Regions from separate parts of the Homo sapiens genome. Here region 2 is linked to region 1. Evidence: read pairs that join two places in POLR2A ChIA-PET (ENCODE). Cell type or tissue: Panc1. All regions are shown on one strand. Links, peaks and the distances in the headings refer to the core of each region. The heading gives the core; the rest is flanking DNA. Region 1 has its middle 350 kb from the start of LINC02100. Region 2 has its middle 280 kb from the start of LINC02100.

Evidence for each region. ChIA-PET counts read pairs that join two places held together with the same protein. Peaks named below come from ENCODE experiments on the same cell type or tissue, not always from the same donor. Only the 100,000 strongest peaks of a DNase experiment are listed, where the experiment ranks them.
Region 2: POLR2A ChIA-PET joins it to region 1 with 10 read pairs; 2 of 35 experiments call an interaction of 5 or more read pairs at or near these places.

What each region holds. Positions count from the first base shown.
Region 1 is chr5:19,092,349-19,102,688 of GRCh38, reverse strand. No RefSeq gene overlaps it. Among named protein-coding and RNA genes, the nearest start is that of LINC02100, 350 kb to the right of the region's middle. In Panc1, for the core only: no CTCF peak of the experiment used is centred there; no DNase peak of the experiment used is centred there; H3K27ac peaks cover 643 bases.
Region 2 is chr5:19,017,413-19,027,752 of GRCh38, reverse strand. No RefSeq gene overlaps it. Among named protein-coding and RNA genes, the nearest start is that of LINC02100, 280 kb to the right of the region's middle. In Panc1, for the core only: no CTCF peak of the experiment used is centred there; no DNase peak of the experiment used is centred there; H3K4me3 peaks cover 216 bases; H3K27ac peaks cover 2,938 bases.

The DNA.
Region 1 (10,340 bases), core at 993-8,992:
TTAGAATCAGTCTGGATGCTATAAGGGAAGCCATAGCAGAATGAGACAGACCAGGTGGAAGATCATTGACGTATTCTAGGTCAGAAAAGGTTGTAGCCAAGGAAAAGGTGAGCAGTGAGGGGGTAAGGGAGGTGTGTCTGTATAGAAAAGACTACAGGATATACTGGTAGTCTTTTCTAGATGGGGTGGAGTTTCAAAGAATGAGAAGACTCAGGAAGGACTCCAGTGTGTTTTGGCCTAAGCAATCGCAAGGCTGGAATTACCTTTTTTGTGAAATGAGGAAAAGTGCAAAGGAATAAATTTAGAATGTGTGTGTAGATCAGGAGCTTCCCAATAACCATACTCCTTTTGAGATGTCTAATAGAACTCTTAGTTGGAGAGGTCAAGTGGGCATTTGCATATACAGGTCAGGAGTTTAAAGAAATTACTGGCTTCGTGAAAGAATGTGGAGAGGGCAGTGGGGGTTATTGAGGTCCCACCCATCTCACCTTATATTTACTATTTCTTTGCATATTCTCTCAATTTTAGATTATCATCCTTTACCAAAGAGCTCTCACTTAATGACAGATCAGGGTGGGTAAATATTCCTGTTTCTTTCATCTTTCTGATGGGACAATCTAAGCATATGTTTTTCTCCAATTATCCTGGATCCCTAGAAGGATTTGAAGCCCTATTTTTCACTGGTAACTAGTTTCTTAACAAACTTATTTTTAATCTTTAGTTTCCTCACTAACTTTCCTATTCGTATAATGGTATTTTTGTAGGTTTATTCCCCCCACTCTCTGCCAAATAAACTACTTACACTTGAATCTTGATCTCAATATCTCTTTCTTAAAGAGCCTATATTAATAAAGGTAGTGTGTAATGTATAGATGGTATTTAATGCCAGGAGTCTGGATGAAAATATTAATCAATAAATGTAGGCAAAATGTTGGACATGTTGGCTTGTGCCTGGTCATCCCAGCTACTTGGAAGTCAGGCAAGAGAATCCCTTGAGCTCAGGCGTTTGAGACCAGCCTTGGCAACATAGTGAATCCCTGTCTCTAAAAAAAAAAAAAATTAAATAAATTAAATAAATATAGACAAAAAAATAAATAACCCAATGTGTGAACTTTAAGAAACTCTGAAATTAAATAATTGGATAGATAAGGAAGAATTAACAAAGGAGAGGAAAAACCTGTGTCTGGCGATAAAGAAATTGCATCAGGAAACCATAAGATACTGCAATCCAAGCAAAGAAAATACCTCAATGTGAATGGACTAGTCAGCACCGAGGAAGGTGGCTGGTAAGTCAAGGCCTGTTAGTTATTGGATTTAACAGTGTGAGTATTGATGACAATCAGACTTCTTAGCATCTTTTGGGCAAAATACAGAAATTTAGAGAGTTCTGGAGAAAATAGGGGGAGGAAATTAAAAACAGGAAATAAAAACAATTTTCTTTCAATTTTTATTATTCTTTAAGTTCTAGGGTACATGTGCACAATGTGCAGGTTTGTTGCATAGCTATACATGTGCCATGCTGGTTTGCTGCACCCATTAACTCATCGTTTATATTAGGTATTTCTCCTAATGCTCTCCCTCCCCCTGCCCCCCACCCCATGACAGGCCCCAGTGTGTGATGTTCCCCACCTTGTGTCCAAGTGTTCTCATTGTTCAATTTCCAGCTATGAGTGAGAACACGCGGTGTTTGGTTTTCTGTCCTTGTGATGGTTTGCTCAGAATGATGGTTCCCAGCTTCATCCATGTCCCTGCAAAGGACATGAACTCATCCTTTTTATGGCTTCATAGTATTCCGTGGTGTATATGTGCCACGTTTTCTTAATCCAGTCTATCATTGATGGACATTTGGGTTGGTTCCAAGTCTTTGCTATTGTGAATAGTGCCGCAGTAAACATATGTGTGCATGTGTCTTTATAGTAGTATGATTTATAATCCTTTGGGTATATACCCAGTAATGGGATCGCTTGGTCAAATGGTATTTCTAGCTCTAGATCCTTGAGGAATAGCCACACTGTCTTCCACAGTGGTTGAACTAGTTTACACTCCCACCAACAGTGTAAAAGCATTCCTACTTCTCCACATCCTCTCCAGCATCTGTTGTTTCCTGACTTTTTAATGATTGCCATTCTAACTGAAATGAGATGGTATCTCATTGTGGTTTTGATTTGCATTTCTCTGATGACCAGTGATGATGAGCATTTTTTCATGTGTCTGTTGGCTGCATAAATGTTTTCTTTTGAGAAGTGTCTGTTCATATCCTTTGCCCACTTTTTGATGGAGTTTTTTATTTTTTATTTTTGTAAATTTGTTTAAGTTCTTTGTAGATTCTGGATATTAGTCCTTTGTCAGATGGGTAGATTACAAAAATTTTCTCCCATTGTGTAGGGTGCCTGTTCACTCTGATGGTAGTTTCTTTTGCTGTGCAGAAGCTCTTTAGTTTAATTCCATCCCATATGTCTATTTTGGCTTTTGTTGCCATTGCTTTTGGTGATAAAAACAATTTTTTAAGAAGTTTCTCTGCTAAAGGGAGCAAAGAAACAAAGTGATAGCTATAGGGGTAGTGGACACAAGAGAGGCTATTTTTAATATAAGACAGTCATATTATGATTTTATGCTTATATAAACAAATAGGTCCAAAGGAAAATATTCATAATGAAAGATGGATCACCCTGGCAATATTCTTCAGCAGTTCAGGTAGCACAAGGCCCACTGTCCAGGTAAATAAGTTAACCTTAGATAGGAATAGCATATCTATTATTGTAACAGAGGCAAAGACAAATACATGGGTATAGATGTTCATTGATGGGTAGACTAATGGCAACTTCAAAATATTCTCTTCTGAACTCACATTATTTGGAGGCCTCTTGTTAAAGATGGAAAAAATTATGACATTTCCAAATAAAAAGAGTTTAATTTCTTCCTTTTTAAACTGAATGCCTTTTATCTCTTTTTTTGGCCAAATGATGAAGCTTGAACTTCTGGTACTATGTTGAATAAGAGTGGTGAAGTGAACGTACAGAAATACCTCATAGATAATACAGATTCAGTTCCAGACCACTGCGGTAACACAAATTTTCTGGTTTCCCGGTGCATATAACAGTTATATTTACACTCTATGGTAGCATTTTAAGTATGCAGTAGCAGTATGTGTCAAAAAACAATGTATATACCTTAAGTTAAAAATATTTTAATGCTGAAAAGTGCTAATGATCCTTTGAACCTTCACCAAGTCATCATTTTTTTGCTGGTGGAGGCTGTTGACTTGATGTTGAGTGCTGCTGACTGATAAGGGTGGTAGTTGACAACGGTTGGGTGTCTGTGGCAATTTCTTAAAACAAGACAATGATGAAGTTTGCACATTGATTGACTCTTCCTTTCACAAAAGATTTCTCTGTAGCATTTGATGATATTTGATAGCATTTTACACACAGTAAAACTTCTGTCAAAATTGAAGTCAGTCTTCTCCATCTCTGCTGTTGCTTTATCAACTAATTTTATATGATATTCTAAATTTTTTGTTCTTATTTCAACAATGTTTACAGCATCTTCACCAGGGGTAGTTTCTATCTCAAGAAACTACTTTCTTTCATCATCCCTAAGTAGCACCTCCTCATCTGTTCAAGTTTTACCATAAGATTACAGTACTTCAATCATATCTTCAGAATCCATTTCTAAGCCTTGGTCTCTTGCTATTTCCACTATATCTGTAGTTACTTCCTTCACTGAAGGCTTATATTCTTCAAAAGTCATTCATGAGGGTTAGAATCAACTTATTCCAAATTTCTGTTAATGTTGATAGTTTGCCCTCCTTCCAAGAATCATGAATGTTCCTAATGGCATCTAGAATGGTGAATCCTATCCAGAAGGTTTTCAATTCACTTTGCTCAGATTCATCAGAAGAATCACTGTCTATGGGAACTATAGCCTTACAAAATGTATTTCTTAAATAATGAGACTTGAAAGTCAAAATTACTCTTTGATCCACAGGCTGCAGACTGGGTGTTGTGTTAGCAGGCATGTAAACAACATTAATCTCCATGTACATCTTCAGCAGAGCTCTTGGATGACTGGGCACATTGTCAATGAGCAGTAATATTTTGAAAGGATTTTTTTTCTGAGCAGTAGGTCTCATCAGTGGAGTTAAAATATTCCATAAGTCAAACTTTAAGCAAATATCCTGTCATCTAGGCTTTATTGTTCCATTTATAAAGCACAGGTGAAGTAGATTTTGCATGATTCTTAAGAAAACCTAGGATTTTCAGGATAATAACTGAACATTGAGTTCAACTTAAAGTCAGCAACTGCAATATCCCCTAACAAGAGAGTCAGCCTGGTCTTTTTAAAGCTTTGAAGCCAGGTCTTGACTTCTCCTCGGTAGCTTGGAAAGTCCTAGATGGCATCTTTTTCCAATAGAAGGCAGTTTTGTCTATATTGAAAACCTGTTTAGTGTCATCAACTTCATTATTATCTCAGCTTGATTTTTCTGAATAACTTGTTCCAGCTTCCACATTACCACTTGCTTCTCCAACTTGCACTTTTATGTTAAGGAATGGCTTCTTTCCTTAAACCCCATGAACCAGCATCTGCCAGCTTCAGTCTTTTCTTTTGTAGATCCTTCATTTCTCTCAGCCTTCATAACATTGAAGAGAGTTAGGGCCTTACTCTGGATTAGGCTTTAGCTTAAGGAAATGCTATAGCTAGTTCGATCTTTCCTCCAGATCACTACAACTTTCTCAGTATCAGCAATAAGGCTATTTCCCTTTCTTATCATTCATGTTTCACTAGAATAGCACTTTTAATTTCTTTTGATAACTTTACCTTCACTTTGCCAACTCGTCTTTTTGCTACAAGAGGCTTACCCCTCAGCCTGTCTCAGCTTCAGACATGCACAAGCCTTCCTCATGAAGCTTAATCATTTCCAGTTTTTGATTTAAAGTGAGAGGTGTGTGACTCGTTCACCTGAATGCCTAGAGGACATTATAAGGTTACTAATTGGCCTGATTTCAATATTTTTGTGTCTCAGGGACTAGGGTGGCATGAGGAGAGGAGGAGAGAAGGGGGAATGCCCAGTTGATGGAGTAGTCAGTCCATACACAGAATTTACTACTTAAGTTCATTGTCCCTTATGGGCAAGATTTGTGGTGCTCCAAAACAGTTACAATAGTAACAGCAAAGTTCACTCATCATATATTACCATAACAGAAAAAATGATAATGAAAATTTTTGAAATATTGCTAGAATTACCAAATGAGACTCAGAGACACAAAGTGAGCCCGTGCAGTTGAAAAATATGGCACCGATGGACTTGTTCAACTCGGTTGCTACAAACCTTCTATTTGTATTTTTTTTTTTTTTTGAGATGGGAGTCCCACTGTGTCACCCAGGCTGGAGTGCAGTGGCGTGATCTCGGCTCACTGAAACCTCTGCCTTCTGGGTTTGAGCGATTCTCCTGCCTCATGCCTCAGCCTCCTGAGTAGCTGGGATTACAGGCACCTGCCACCATGCCACGCTCTTTTTTTTTTTTTTTTGTATTTTTATTAGAGACGGGGTTTCACTGTGTTAGCCAGGGTGGTCTCGATCTCCTGACCTCGTGATCTGCCCACCTTGGCTTCCCAAAGTGCTGGGATTACAGGTGTGAGCCACCACGCCCGGCCTTCGATTTGCATTTTTAAAAATCTGTGAAGTGCGAAGAAAAGAAGTTCAACAAAACAAAGTATGCCTGTATCGTAGTTATATTCTAATGTTGTTTAGAGATATTTTTTATTAAGAGATGTGGTCTTACTATGTTGTACAAGCTGCAGTGTGGTAACTATTCGTAGACACACTCACAGTGCACTACATACTTGAACTCCTGGGCAAGAGATCCTCCTGCTTTAGCTTTCTCAGTAGCTGGCACTACATGTGCATACCTCTCCATCTGGCTTAGATATTTTATTTTTTATTCCTTTTTATATTTAGGTTTATTTTGTAGTTTTATTTCTGCATCTCTAATTTGAATTATTTGTTCCATTTTGGTTACAACTTGCAGTTTCTTGTTTTAAATCTTCAAAATTGATAATATAAATTTTATTCTGAGTATCATTTCAAATAAATCTTGTCGGTTTAGTTAATGCATATTATTTATATCCATATTATATTCTTGAAATCATTTGAATTAGTTATTGGTTTATTTCCATTCATTATGCTAGTTTCAATGATGTGGTTTAGCTTTACAAGTAAGGAGATTTGTTGCTTGTTTTTAATTTCAAGTTTAATTCATTTGTGATCAGAGTGTAAAATCATATACATATATATCACTTTATAGACTTTTATTGATATTTTATTGCAGTACATTTCTACTTAATTGTTGTCACTATTCACAGACACATTAAAATGAAGCAAATTAAATATTTTGAGTTGATTTTGAAATGTATATGCATTTATTCATCAAATTCTATGGAAATATATCACATATATTTGTGGAATATGAGTACGTGATGTACCTCATCAATTAGGTCATTTATACCTTGTCTATCATCCCATGTGATTGTCATATCATGAGAAAAGTAAACTAAAGTACTACTGTGCTTCTTTGAAGTTATCTCTTAATAATTCCAGTGTTTGATTTACTACTTTGGTGGCTATGTTTTTGGGTGAAGGCTATTTTTGAAAATCAATATCATGAAAATGGCCATACTGCCCAAAGTAATTTATAGGTTCAGTGCTATCCCCATCAAGCTCTCGTTGACTTTCTTCACAGAATTAGAAAAAGCTACTTTAAATTTCATAAGGAACCATAAAAGAGCCCACATAGCCAAGACAATCCTAAACAAAAAGAACAAAGCTGGAGGCATCATGCTACCTGACTTCAAACTATATTGCAAGGCTACAGTAACAAAAACAGAATGGTACTGGTACCAAAACAGATATATAGACCAATTGGACAGAACAGAGGTCTCAGAAATAATGCCACTCATCTACATCCACCTGATCTTTGACAAACCTGACAAAAACAAGCAATGGGGAAAGGATTCCCTATTTAATAAATGGTGTTGGGAAAACTGGCTAACCATATGTAGAAAACTGAAACAGACCCCTTCCTTAAACCTTATACAAAAATTAACTCAAGCTGGATTAAAGACTTAAACGTAAGACCTAAAACCATAAAAACCCTAGAAGAAAACCTAGACAATACCATTCAGGACATAGGCATGAGCAAGGATTTCATGACTAAAACACCAAAAGTAATGGCAACAAAAGCCAAAATTGACAAATGGGATCTAATTAAACTAAAAAGCTTCAGCACAGCAAAAGAAATTATCAGCAGAATGAACAGGCAACCTACAGAATGGGAGAAAATCTTTGCAATCTATCCATCTGACAAAGGGCTAATATCCAGAATCTATAATGAACTTAAACAAATTTACAAGGAAAAAACAAACAGCCCCATAAAAAGTAGGTGAAGGATATAAACAGATACTTCTCAAAAGAAGACATTTATGTGGCCAACAAGCATACGAAAAAAAGCTTATCATCACTGATCATTAGAGAAATGCAAATCAAAACCACAATGGGATGCCATCTCACGCCAGTTAGAATGGTGATCATTAAAAAGTCAGGAAACAACCGATGCTGGAGAAGATGTGGAGTAATAGGAACGCTCTTACAGTGTTGATAGGAGTGTAAATTAGTTCAACCATTGTGGAAGACAGTGTGGCAATTCCTCAAGGATCTAGAACCAGAAATACCATTTGACCCAGCAATCCCATTACTGGGTATATACCTAAGAAAATGTAAATCATTTTACTGTAAAGATACATGCACACATATGTTTATTGCATCACTGTTCACAATAGCAAAGACTTGGAACCAACCCAAATACCCATCAATGACAGACTGGATAAAGAAAATGTGGCACATATACACCATGGAATACTATGCAGCCACAAAAATTATGAGTGCGTGTCCTTTGCAGGGACATGGATGAAGCTGGAAACAATCATTTTCAGCAAACTAACATGAGAACAGAAAAATAAAATCTCACAAATACTTTTTTTAAACAACCTAATACAAAAATAATTTAATATTATTTCTATCTTTAAAGAGATGGAATTACAAAATATTTTTTTAGACTACCATATATTTTTCAAAATATATATACATTGCTTATATTACTGTATTTATTTTTAAAAACAGAAAACCAAGCACTGCATGTTCTCACTCATATGTGGGAGTTGAGCATTGAGAACATATGGACACAGAGAGGGGAACATCACACACTGGGGCCTATTGGGGGTGGGAGGCTAGGAGAGGGATAGCATTAGGAGAAATACCTAACGTAGAGACAGGTTGATGGGTGCCACAAACCACCATGGCACATGTATACCTATGTAACAAATCTGCACGTTCTGCATGTATACCATAACCTAAAGTATAATAATAATAATAAAATCATTTTCTGTTTTTTTTTTTTTACCCTTAGGTATGTCTACATATTTTAATATTTTTTCTTTAACACTATTTCTTTCAAGTTATTGAAACATACTACATTTCTGGTAATATTTTACTATCTTCGGGCTAGTCTCAATTTACTCACATTCACCAGCTCAGATCTCAAGTGCTTTCCCTAGTTTGCTGTGCGGGCATAATTGTCAAGTGTCTCATGTGGTGGTGGGCTGGTAGACCACAAGAGAGGACTAACGCAGAAACGTTGGTCCGAGCCATTAAGCGTCCATATTGGCTGCCTTCTCTGTCCTCCAAAGAAGTGCATGGTGAATTGGCCTCTGAAAGAACTTCTTGCCTGAATCATCTATATGATAACCGAAAATTATTAGTACATGAAAGGGCTGCAACTATATGTTAAATGCTATCCTCATAAACTGACTATTAATGGAATTGACAAATCACCGTAGCAGAAATATAGAAGACAGAGAGAGTTGTTGAATTTAAGCTATCATCTTCCACAGTATTTCTAGTAGTGGCTTTAAGTTAGTTTCTTGTCCATTGGAAGAATGTTAACTTAGAATTGCAATAGGATAAATGATTACATTTTAAAATCAGCAGAAACACATACATTAGAAGCATGTTGACTAATATTAACCTTCCTATTGTTCTATCACATTCTGGAATTTATTTTATTTCAACATTAAAACTCCCAGTTCTATAATTTACATCTTTTGTTTTGTAATGCTGCTTCCACTGGAAAAATAGAAAGCTTTAATAAATAGAAGAACATAGTATTTATATGTATTAAGCTATTTATTAAAAATATACTTAAGTAAATCCAAACAAAATATCAACTGTGCTTTTAATTTTGACTTAATAATTTTAATAATATAAACCTAAAATTAATGTAAAGTAATAAGCAGATTAAAAAATTATTTTGAAAACGGTGATCTGCGTTCATAAGTCTTTGGATTATAACAATGAATTTTAAAAACTCATTTCTCTCTTATTCTGTCTCTCAGAAAGAAATGTCATCTATCTGTCTAGCCAGTTTATAAAACCATGAGCAACTTTGGTCAAATGTGATACTTTATTAAGAGTAGAAAAAGAAAAATCTATATTCTTGTCTCTTTTCTTACAACTAAATCCACATGGGTCAAATACTTAAATCCAAAAACTTTTAAACACAGAAATTCTAAAAGGGAAGTAATTGAGCATTTTTAGAATATCGAAGATGTGAACTTTCTAAGCATGAACTCCAAAGACACAATCAAAGACTGAATACATGGATACATACCTGCATTGTTCAACGAAACTACCTTATTAAAAACAAACTTTCAATATGAAAATAATACATAAACAGAATGTTAAAAGGCAAATTATAAAATAATCCAAAGACATATAGATTAAAATCAATAATGAGCTATTATTATCTCTATGAAAAAAGTAAACATTTTAATTACAAGATATTTCAGATGGTGCCCCTTAAGTTTTAGCTCAGCATGTAGACACCAGATGGAGTATGTACTTTTGGCATCCCTTACTGCTGGGTGTGGCAATATAATGGTTATCTGGACAATTGAAAGCAAGCAAAAATTGTTCCAGATTATGACATTATAAACTCACGTTTGTCCTGTCCACTTCCTCTTCCCGACTTCCTACTTCCTGGGAAATGGGAGAGAGTGGAACAGTGCCTTCAACTTTGAGGGGGATCACATTTGGCAATAGAGGCATCACGTCAAACCCTTGACTATCTCTTCATCTTTTTTATATGAGAAAAATAAACTCTTCTTTAAGCTATGGCATTTTGAGTCCTCATTATCACACCATGTTAGAAATCCTCTCTTCTGAGGTTTCATTCTTCTCCTCTTGAGTTGTATACCTCCTGTTTCTAGAGTCTTTGCAAAATGTAAACA
Region 2 (10,340 bases), core at 1,109-9,108, 75 kb after region 1:
TTGTTATTGACATCTAACTTCATTTTACTATGATCAGAAAAATATTATGAATGAGTTCACTTCACTAATTTTCTTAAAGCTTGCTTTATAGTCCTGCATGTAATCAATTTTGGTACTTTTTATGTGCAATTGAGAGATGGGTATATTATAAGTTGGTATTGTAATCTCTATATAATCAGTTAGGTCAGGTTTATTTGTTTCAATCATCCCTTTCTCCATTGATTATTTGTCTCATTCTATCATTTATTGATGAGGTCCTCCCCCGTTGATTTTGGAATTATTTATGTATTTTTTAATTTCTGTAAATCTTGCTTTATATATTTTGAATCCACATTTTTATGTCCACACAGATTTCAAATATACTTCTGGTGAGTTGTTTTTTACTCTTAAGAAATATCTTTCTTAGTATAATAATTCTTTTTGCCTTAAGATCTGTTTTCTCTGAAATTATGATAGCTAAAATATTTTATTTTTGTTGCTGTTGGCATATTTTCCTACCTTTTATATTCAACCTTGTATATAAGTTGTGTTGTGCTAAGCAGCATGAAGGTTCTCATCAGTTAGTTATTACTGTTTAACAAACTACTCCCAAACTTAGCAGCTTAAACCAATAAATATTTACTACTGATCACAAGTGTACCGGTCAAGTGGGCAGGTTTTTCTGGTTCAAGATGTGTCCATTCATACCTCTGAGGTCAACTTGCAGGTTGATTACAAAGCTCTTCTATTCTTAGCTGCCTTTCTCTCATGTTGATGTCTTAAGAATTACCTTTGCTGAGACAACTTGTTTTCTTCTCTGTGATGTTTCTATGGGCTAACCTAAGCTTATTTACTTGGACATAACAGGGTTAAGTGACAGAGTGAAATTATATGAGAATTCTTGAAATGTACGCTGAGAACTGGCACAAACCATCACTTCCACCTCAAATTACCAGACAAAGCAATGAACAAGGACAACCCCGATTCAAGGGGTGGAGAAATATACTCCACTATTGTTAAGAGTTGTGCATATTTATACTGTATAGACGATGGGTATAATTAGGGTAAAATATTGTTGTCATTGTAATAAGTCTTTCATAACTTTTCAGGGTAGTCTTTAAGAATTTGCCTTATAGAAAACTCAGTCTTCTCACATTTAACTTGTTAGTCATTATTATAATTTTCTACAATCAATATTCATTTATATTTAGTCACAAAATTACCCTTTGCATTAACTTTTTTCTTCCTGTATTCCTAGTTCCCTCATAGGATCATCTTTTCTCTACCTTAAGGAGTGTTTTTTACATTAAAATTTGTATTGGCCTGATAGTAAATAATTATTTAGGTTTGTATCAGTAAATACCTTTATTCACCTTCACTTTTGAAAGATATTTTCAGTGGTTATTACATTCCAGTTTGGAGGCATAAGTTGTTGCATTTGATAAATTTCCATAGTTTCCTCATTCTTCTCTTTGGAAACATGATGTGAGATTTATATCATCTCCCTTCCCCATCTTAAATAGGATTTCTAGTTAAAACATAAAATATTCAGTTAAATTTAAATTTCAGGTTTTCAATGAATTTTTAATACAAGCATATCGCACACAATATTTGTCATATAATTATGTAAAAATGTCTTAACCACTTATCTGAGATTCACATTTAACTGAGTGTCTGTATTGTTATTTACTAAATCTTAGAACCCTACCTAACCCATAGCTGAGAACCTCAGATCAATCAGAATGGAAAATACCATAACTTACAAGACAGTTTGTATGTTGTTATCAGCTTTAATTTCTGCATGCATTTGACATGCTATGGAGGTATTGATTTCTGCATAGACTGTGAGGAAGAAATCTAATTTATTATTTTCTATGGAATAATTATTTCTTACCAGCTCATCTCTTCATTGATGTGATATGCTACTTCTCTCGTAGATTATGGTTCCATACATGTACAAATGTTATTCTGAGCTCTGTGTTTCATACAAGTTGAGTTCTCACATATAATGTCAAGGATCTTTATCATGCTAAAGGTGTTTCTGGATATAAGCAAAAACCTAGAAAGAGATACCTGCTCTTCTCTTTCCTCCCACATGTGAAAAAAATCAAATTATAGAATCTGAGAGCTGCACTTGTGGGTTTATATGTAGAATTTGGATTTTAGAAAATATAATGTATACTTTTATTTCATTTTATAAAAACAGCTTCACTTGTCAAATTTGTCAAAAACGTTTGTATAAAGAAAAGTTAACTTGTTCATAGCTAAGACATTGTGTTTTTTTAACTTTTATTTTAGGTTTTGGGGTTACATGTGAAGTTTTGCTACCTAGGTAAACTCATGTCACAGGAGTTTGTGGTACAGATTATTTCATAACCCAGGAATTAAGCCCAGTACTCGATAGTTATATTTTCTGCACCTCTCTCTCCTCCCACGCTGCCCCCTCAAGTAGACCCTGGTGTCTCTTGTTACCTTGTTTGCAATCACAAGTTCTCATCATTTAGCTCCTATTTGTAAGTGAGAACATACGATGTTTGGTTTTATGTTCATGCATTAGTTTGCTGAAGATAATGGTCTCCAGCTCCATCCATGTTCCCACGAAAGACAGGATCCCATTTTTTTTTGGAGATGAATCTCGCTCTGTCGCCCAGGCTGGAGTGCAGTGGCGCAATCTTGGCTCACTGCAACCTCTGCCTCCAGGGTTCAAGCGACTTTCCTGCCTCAGCCTCCCGAGTAGCCGGGATTACAAGCACGCGCCACCACGCCTGGCTAATTTTTGTATTTTTAGTAGAGACAGGTTTTCACCATGCTGTTCAGGCTGGTCTCAAACTCCTGACGTCGTGATCCACCCACCTCGGCCTTCCAAAGTGCTGGGATTACAGGTGTGATGATCCCATTTCTTTTATTTTTATTTATTTTTATTTTTTGACGGAGTTTTGCTCTGTCACCCAGGCTGGAGTGCAGTGGTGCAATCTCGGCTGACTGCAACCTCCACCTCCCGGGTTGAAGCGATTCTCCTGCCTCAGCCCTCCTGAGTAGCTGGGATTACAGGCACGTGCCACCATGCCTGACTAATTTTTTTTGTATTTTTAGCAGAGACGGGGTTTCACCACATTGGTCAGGCTGGTCTCAAACTCCTGACCTCATGATCCACCCACCTCAGCTTCCCAAAGTGCTGGGATTACAGGCATGAGCCACCGTGCCTGGCCAGAGCCCATTTCTTATGATTGTATAGCATTCCATTGTGTGTATGTACCACATTTTCTTTATTCAATCTGTCGTTGATGAGCATTTAGGATGATTCCATGTCTTTGCTCTGGTGAATAGTGCTGCAATTAACATTTGTGTGTGCATGTGTCTTTATGATAGAACTATTTATATTTTTCTGGGTATATACCTGGTAATGGAATTGCTGGGTAGAATGGTAGTTCTGTTTTCAGCTCTTTGGTAGTTCTGCCTTCCACAATGGTTGAACTGATTTATACTCCCACCAGCAGTGTATAAATGTTCCCTTTTTCTGCATCCTTGCCAGTATCTATTATTTTTTGACTTTTTACTATCAGCCATTCCAACTGGTGTGGGATAGTATCTCATTGTGGTTTTGATTTGCATTTCTCTAATGATCAGTGATATTGAGCTTTTTTGCAATGCTTGCTGGTCGCATGTATATCTTCTTTTAAAAAGTGTCTTTTCATGTCCTTTGCCCACTTTTTAATGGGGTTGTTTTTCTCTTATACATTTTCTTTTCTTATAGATGCTGGAGATTAGACCTTTTTCAGATGCATAGTTTGCAAATATTTTCTCCCATTCTGCAGGTTGTCTCTTTACTCCATTGATAGTTTCTTTTCCTGTGCAGAAGCTGTTGAGTTTAATTGGATCCTATTTGCAAATTTCTGGTTTGCTGCAATCGCTTTTGGTGTCTTTGTCATGAAATCTTTGCCTATACTTATGTCCAGGATGGTATTGCCTAGGTTGTCGTCCAGGGTTTTTATACTGTTGGGTTTTTATGTGTAAGTCTTTAATCCATCTTGAGTTGTTTTTTTATATTGCGTAAGGAAGGGGTCCAGCTTCAGTCTTCTGCATATGGCTAGCCATTAGAAAGCTTCATTTCTTCTTCATGACAGCAATGGCCATAAAAAGGTAGAATGGAGAATATAAGGAGATATTATCATATTGAAATATTAATAAAAACTCTTAATTATTTTATATCGTATAGAGGATGGGTATAATTAGGGTAAAATATTGGGTTAGCATTTATCGACCCCTTCATGGCAAGCAGAGTGTACGTGCTTATCCATAATATGTAATTTAATTATCTACTAGCCCAATCAACCAAGGACTATTATTGTCCTTATTTTGCAGAGGAAATTGCTAAGTAACATCACTGACAAGTGACATACTAAGGATTCATATCAATATCATCACATTCCAGAGGTGCAACGTGTAGCCACCACCTTTCCAGGCAAAGAATGGAAGTGCTTATCCATCTGTGTGCATCTTTTATTCAAAAGAGTACTAAAACCAACAGGACTTTATGAAATTTGCCACAACACATGCTATTGGCAGTGACCAAACTCACATAAGGTCTTGTGGGCTAAGCAGCAATGGTTTCATTCCATCCTTGCACAAGAAGAATGCAGGCTCCTTGATAGCATCTTGCCCCAAGAATAAGGTCAGAGATTGAGAAGAAGGAGGGAGGGATAAGTGGGTGCTGCTCCTATTTCCTTCATTGTGCTAACACTCATTGAAATGGCCTCTTTCTTTTCCTGAAGTGCTGGTTTTATGAACTTTTAATTTGGATATTTCTGCAAGTTTGTTTAGAGAGAATTGGGATAAGGCGTGTTCCTTTACTCCAGTTTCTTTAGCATGTCCTCCCTTGTGGACTCCTGAAATAGATGGCTTTTGTTTCTCTGGGGAGTGACTTATTATCATGAACAATGAATTGCTGTACTTTGTCTAAACGGCATGTAAATTTGAGTACTAACCTACATTTTAAATTGAAGTATGTGCCAATAACTCATCATAGGCTGTCCAGAACATGAGCAAATATAAGAAGACATATCTCAAATGTGAAGTCCTAATTAGGGAAAAGAAGTCAGGCTGGTAGGACCAGGGAAAAACAAAAAGCAGATAAGCTACAAGTATGCCTTTCTTCGTAGTCCGGGACACATAGCCTTCCTGTGTAAATAACTCACAATCTTCCGTGCCCAACTATCACCAAACACCTGAAAGTTAGCTCACTACAACCTTGGCATTATCAGTACTGCACAAAGCCCACTTCAGCATACTGCATAAAAACTATGCTATAAAATCTCCAGCAAACCTTTGTGTTTTTTTTTTTGCTGTCGCTTCTGCTTGTCTGCATGTTGCTGTTTTGCGATGTATTTTCCAACTTATATGAATAAATCTGCCTTTATCTACAACTCTCTTGGTAAATTCTTTTACCCCTGTGCCACCGGCCCAGATAGTCATCACTCCCTGGTGACATTACACATAAAATCATATACTTCAGTTTAGTATGTCATGTAAAATATACTTCATTTAGATCAGGACAGGGGTGAATAGTATCTTAGCTCCAGCTCATTTATTTCATGAAATTTATTCTGTTGGTATAGGGTTGAGGGAAAATCTATCAGTTACTCATTGGTAGTGAATACATTTGGGGTGAAAGAATCTTTCACTTGTTTTCTCAACAAATAATAAACAGATGGACATTCTGATAGACTGTTGTTAGTATATATGTATGCAAAAGATTTCCCATGTTTTCAAATAGGTACAACAGCATTTAGTAAAGACTCAGGAACCAGATCAATTGTGTTGACAACTTCCCAATGGGGAAGGTGTTCAGCTCTTGCTTCTGTCCTAATGAGTGTCTCTATACAAAATCCCAGGCTTATACCATAAGGAAAGCTTGTCATCTAATCAACCACAACCTGGTTCAACAATACAGGTAAGGAATAATCCCCATCACTGGCTGGGCACAGTGGCTCACGCCTGTAATCCCAGCACTTTGGGAGGCCGAGGTGGGTGGATTACGAGGTCAGGAGATCGAGACCATCCTGGCTAACACGATGAAACCCCGTCTCTTCTAAAAATACAAAAAATTAGCTAGGTGTGATGGCGGGCGCCTGTAGTCCCAGCTACTAGGGAGGCTGAGGCAGGAGAATGGCGTGAACCCGGGAGGCGGAGCTTGCAGTGAGCTGAGATCGCGCCACCGCACTCCAGCCTGGGTGACACAGCGAGACTCCGTCTCAAAAAAAAAAAAAAAGTCCCCATCACTAAATTTTTCTTTTCTTATATGTTCTTCTCCCCTCCAAAAGTAAAAATAAAAAAAATCAATTATTATTAAACCAATAAACATATATTACAAACCAGATTATTTTATGTTTCTAAATGCCCTAAGCAAGGTTAGGAATATAATACTTTTGTGTTCCATAAAAAATAAGAACTTAAGATATACTAAATAGTGAAATTTATAAATGTAGGAAGAAATTAGAGATAGAATAAAATGATCTAGTAGGTGCACGTGGGAGAGGATCAACTGTCATAATGGGTATGATGCTTGGAGATGATGCTAAAAAAATACTTACTCCTAGTATGATAAGCCCGGAAATAATTCACACATCTCTTGAATTTTTCCCTTGTTTTAACCAATTTTAAATTTGTCTTTAGATTTCAGGTAAAATCTAGTCTTCTGAAGATGTGCAGGTTTAAACTCTGGCATCCCTAAGATCATACTTCCTAAGTGGAAAAGCACCTTAAACAGCCACCTACCATGAACTTCGCCCTTATTTATTGCAGCTGCTTCCTGAATGGATTTTAATTTAATGTTACTGTTGAGGCACAAAAAACAGAAATGAAACTTATCAATCTTCAAGGGTCAACACAAACATCAAGAACACAGAACAAAAAGAGAAAACAATAAATAAATTGAGTTTAGCCAAAATTAAAACTTTCATGCTTCAAGAAAAATAACATTGAGAAAGTAGACAACCCACAGAATGAGAGAAAATATAGGCAAATTGTATGCCTTATAAAAGATTTGCATCTAAAATATATATATAAACCCTTAAAATTTAATAATAAAAGGACAAATAATCCAATTAAAAATAGACAAAGTAGATATAGACATTTCTCTAAATAATACATACAAATGACCAACATGTATATGAAAATATGCTCAATATTATTAGTCATTAGACAAACACAAATCAAAATCATGACATATCACTTTGTACTCACTAGGGTAGCTATACTGAAAAAGGCAGATAATGACAAGCATTAGTCAGGATGTAGATAAACTGGAACCTTCATACACTTTTAGGGGAATGTAAAGTAATGGAGCAAACTCAGAACATTCTGACTGTTTCTGAAAACTTTAAACATGCATTTATCACACATCCCAAGAGTAATGGAAGCATGTATCCACACAAAAAGTTGTGCAAAAATGTTTATAAGAGCCAAAAGTAGAAGCAATCCAAATGCCCATCAACTCATAAGTGGATAAAATGAGGCATATTAATACAATGGAATGTTATTCAGCAATAAAATGGAAATATGTTGCATGCTACAATGTAAATGAATCTTGAAATAATTATACTAAACAAGTCATTACAAAAGACTACATATTATATAATTCCATTGATGTAGAATGTCTGGAATAGATGAATCTATGGAGACAGGAAATAGATTAGCTATTGCCTGGAAAGTGGGGTTAGGGAGAATTTGGAAGTGACTGCTAATGGCCGTAAGGTTTGTTGAGGATAGTAATGAAAATGTCGTAAAATTGGTTGTGGTGATGATTGCACAACCCTGTGAATATAGGAAAAGCAATTAAATGTAGTCTAAATAGTTGAATTTAATGTATGTGAATTTTATAAATGGTTACAAAACATACTAACAAAGAGTAGGGTCACTATAAACCTCTCTAGAGTGACCAGAGGTTCAGCAGGACCACGAATCAGCACCTCCTGGCTGATCTCCATCAGCAGGAAGATCAACTTTGTCAGATACACCTGATTCAGTCACAGCTGATAAGCGTGGGCTGAACGCACCAAAGGAACGTGCCCCATTATTTCAGACAATGTCTTGTGGCACAGGGAAAATATAGTCACATTTCCTGAAAAAACAAGTGGAAATCTCAGGAGCCTGTCTTCACTGAGTGTTAGCAGTCAGGACTGGTTTTGAGGTTGTCTTGTATGGAGAGAAGAAGTGTCATCATCCGAAGTTAAAAAACAAACTAATTTGAAAATAAAACAGCCTAAATAAAGCATCTCTCAAAAGAGTACAACCACATAACAGTCCCCAGATGTGAACAAAGGGGAATTATCCATCTAAGGAGTCCAGCAAGAAGTGAATGCTAAGGAAAAAGAGCCACCTAAGTTTGGAGATTTTAACCACAGCAGTAGCATATGGGATGCAGGTGGCTTTAGATTTGGACTAGGAAAAAAAAATGGTTAAGTAAAATACTAAAAAGTCAAAAGTTTGTAAAATGCAACAAATGATCAGGAAATCCACAGGAATTGCAGGATCACTGTGTTGGTTCCTTCTAGAAGGAGACAAAAAGTTAAAAAGTAAAACATCTTCAGAAAGGGACAGAGCAAGGCCAAAGGAAGCCTGAAACCAATGCAGTCCACCAGCAGCAAAGAAAGAGCTTTGCAACTCTGTTAGCTTGTTGTCCCAGGCAAGTAGCAAACCCGAGATGAAACCTTGCACCCTGACGTGGATGCCTGCGGCTGTTGATAACTGAAAAGAGCAGGCTGGGTTATTAGTGTGGGGTTGAGAAACAACAACAATCCTTTTATCAGGCAGACGCATTTCCCTGACCACAGTCAATAAAAATTTCCATAGTTAACTCTGCTTTCAGATGTTTTTCTTCTGTTCGATATTTTGTGGTAACAAAAAATGTTTTACCATGACATAACAAACAGGCAGTTAGAATGCTAACTATGATTCTCAAGTGAAAATATTTCATTTGCTGAAGGCTTGCTACTTCAAATGAGTTTATCCTGGCAGTGTAATATTACTTTTTGCAAAATAGGAACTGAAACTGGCTTTGTCTGAGATTATCGATTCATTTATTTTTTTAAAATAAAGTTTGGGGTAAAGAGTTTTATTTCTGACACATTCCCCAGAATGTAAAAAATTTACCTTCTTGGTTTAAAATGTATTGATGGATTAAATTATTCTTAGAATGGTTGTGTAAGCTGATATATTATAGCATTAATTATATTTTAACATAATTTGCAGAATGAGAAATAGGAAACATAAACTAGAATGTTAAGTTGAATAAAAATGCATGTTTGTACCTTTGTTGTCTCAAAGTTTATGAATATTTGTGAATCAGAACTTGAGTAGCAAAATGTCAGCCTCTGCCTTTTTCTTTCATAGCATCAATGCTCTTCATTCTCCTCGAGTTTGCTAAATGCTGCTTTAGATACAAGAATAATAAGAGATAAGAACAGAAAAGAGGAGAAAAGAAAGGAGGAAATGATAAATAAGTGAAAGCAGCATTTCATGCAGCATTAAAGACACTCATAAAAAACATTCTGTGGCAATCCTTTTTCTAAGATCCTGTTGCTATTCTATCTTAAATATAAGGAACTAAAATTCTACTGGAATAGAAGCTTTCTCACTTACCATCACTCTTTTATGTGAGCTTACAAATTTTGTAAATATGCAGAAAATCTTCTACATAACAACAGAAAAAGTTCTGATACTTTTAAAGCATAATTACAAGCATTTTTGAGCATGTCTAATCAGGTCACTGATGAATAGCTGGGCTACTTCATTTGTACTCATAGAATAGACAAGCAGCACATTCATAATCCTCCAATGACAAGGATCATATAACACTTTAAGGAGGCTACTGAAATAAAACACCCTCGATAACCTTTACTAACAGCAAAAGTGAAATATTTCTGTATGGTTAAAACAACTTGCCATTTTGCTTAACTCAGAACCTGTAGTCACTGTCTGCAATATACTTTTTATTTCTTTTTTTTTTAATTATACTTTAAGTTTTAGGGTACATGTGCACAACATGCCGGTTTGTTACATATGTATACATGTGCCATGTTGGTGTGCTGCACCCATTAACTCGTCATTAACATTAGGTATATCTCCTAATGCTATCCCTCCCCCAGCCTCCACCCCACAACAGGCCCCGGTGTGTGATGTTCCCCTTCCTGTGTCCATGTGTTCTCATTGTTCAATTCCCACTTATGAGTGAGAACATGCAATGTTTGGTTTTCTGTCCTTGCGATAAGTTGCTGAGAATGATGGTTTCCAGTTTCATCCATGTCGCTTCAAAGGACATGAACTCATCCTTTTTTATGGCTGCATAGTGTTCCATGGTGTAT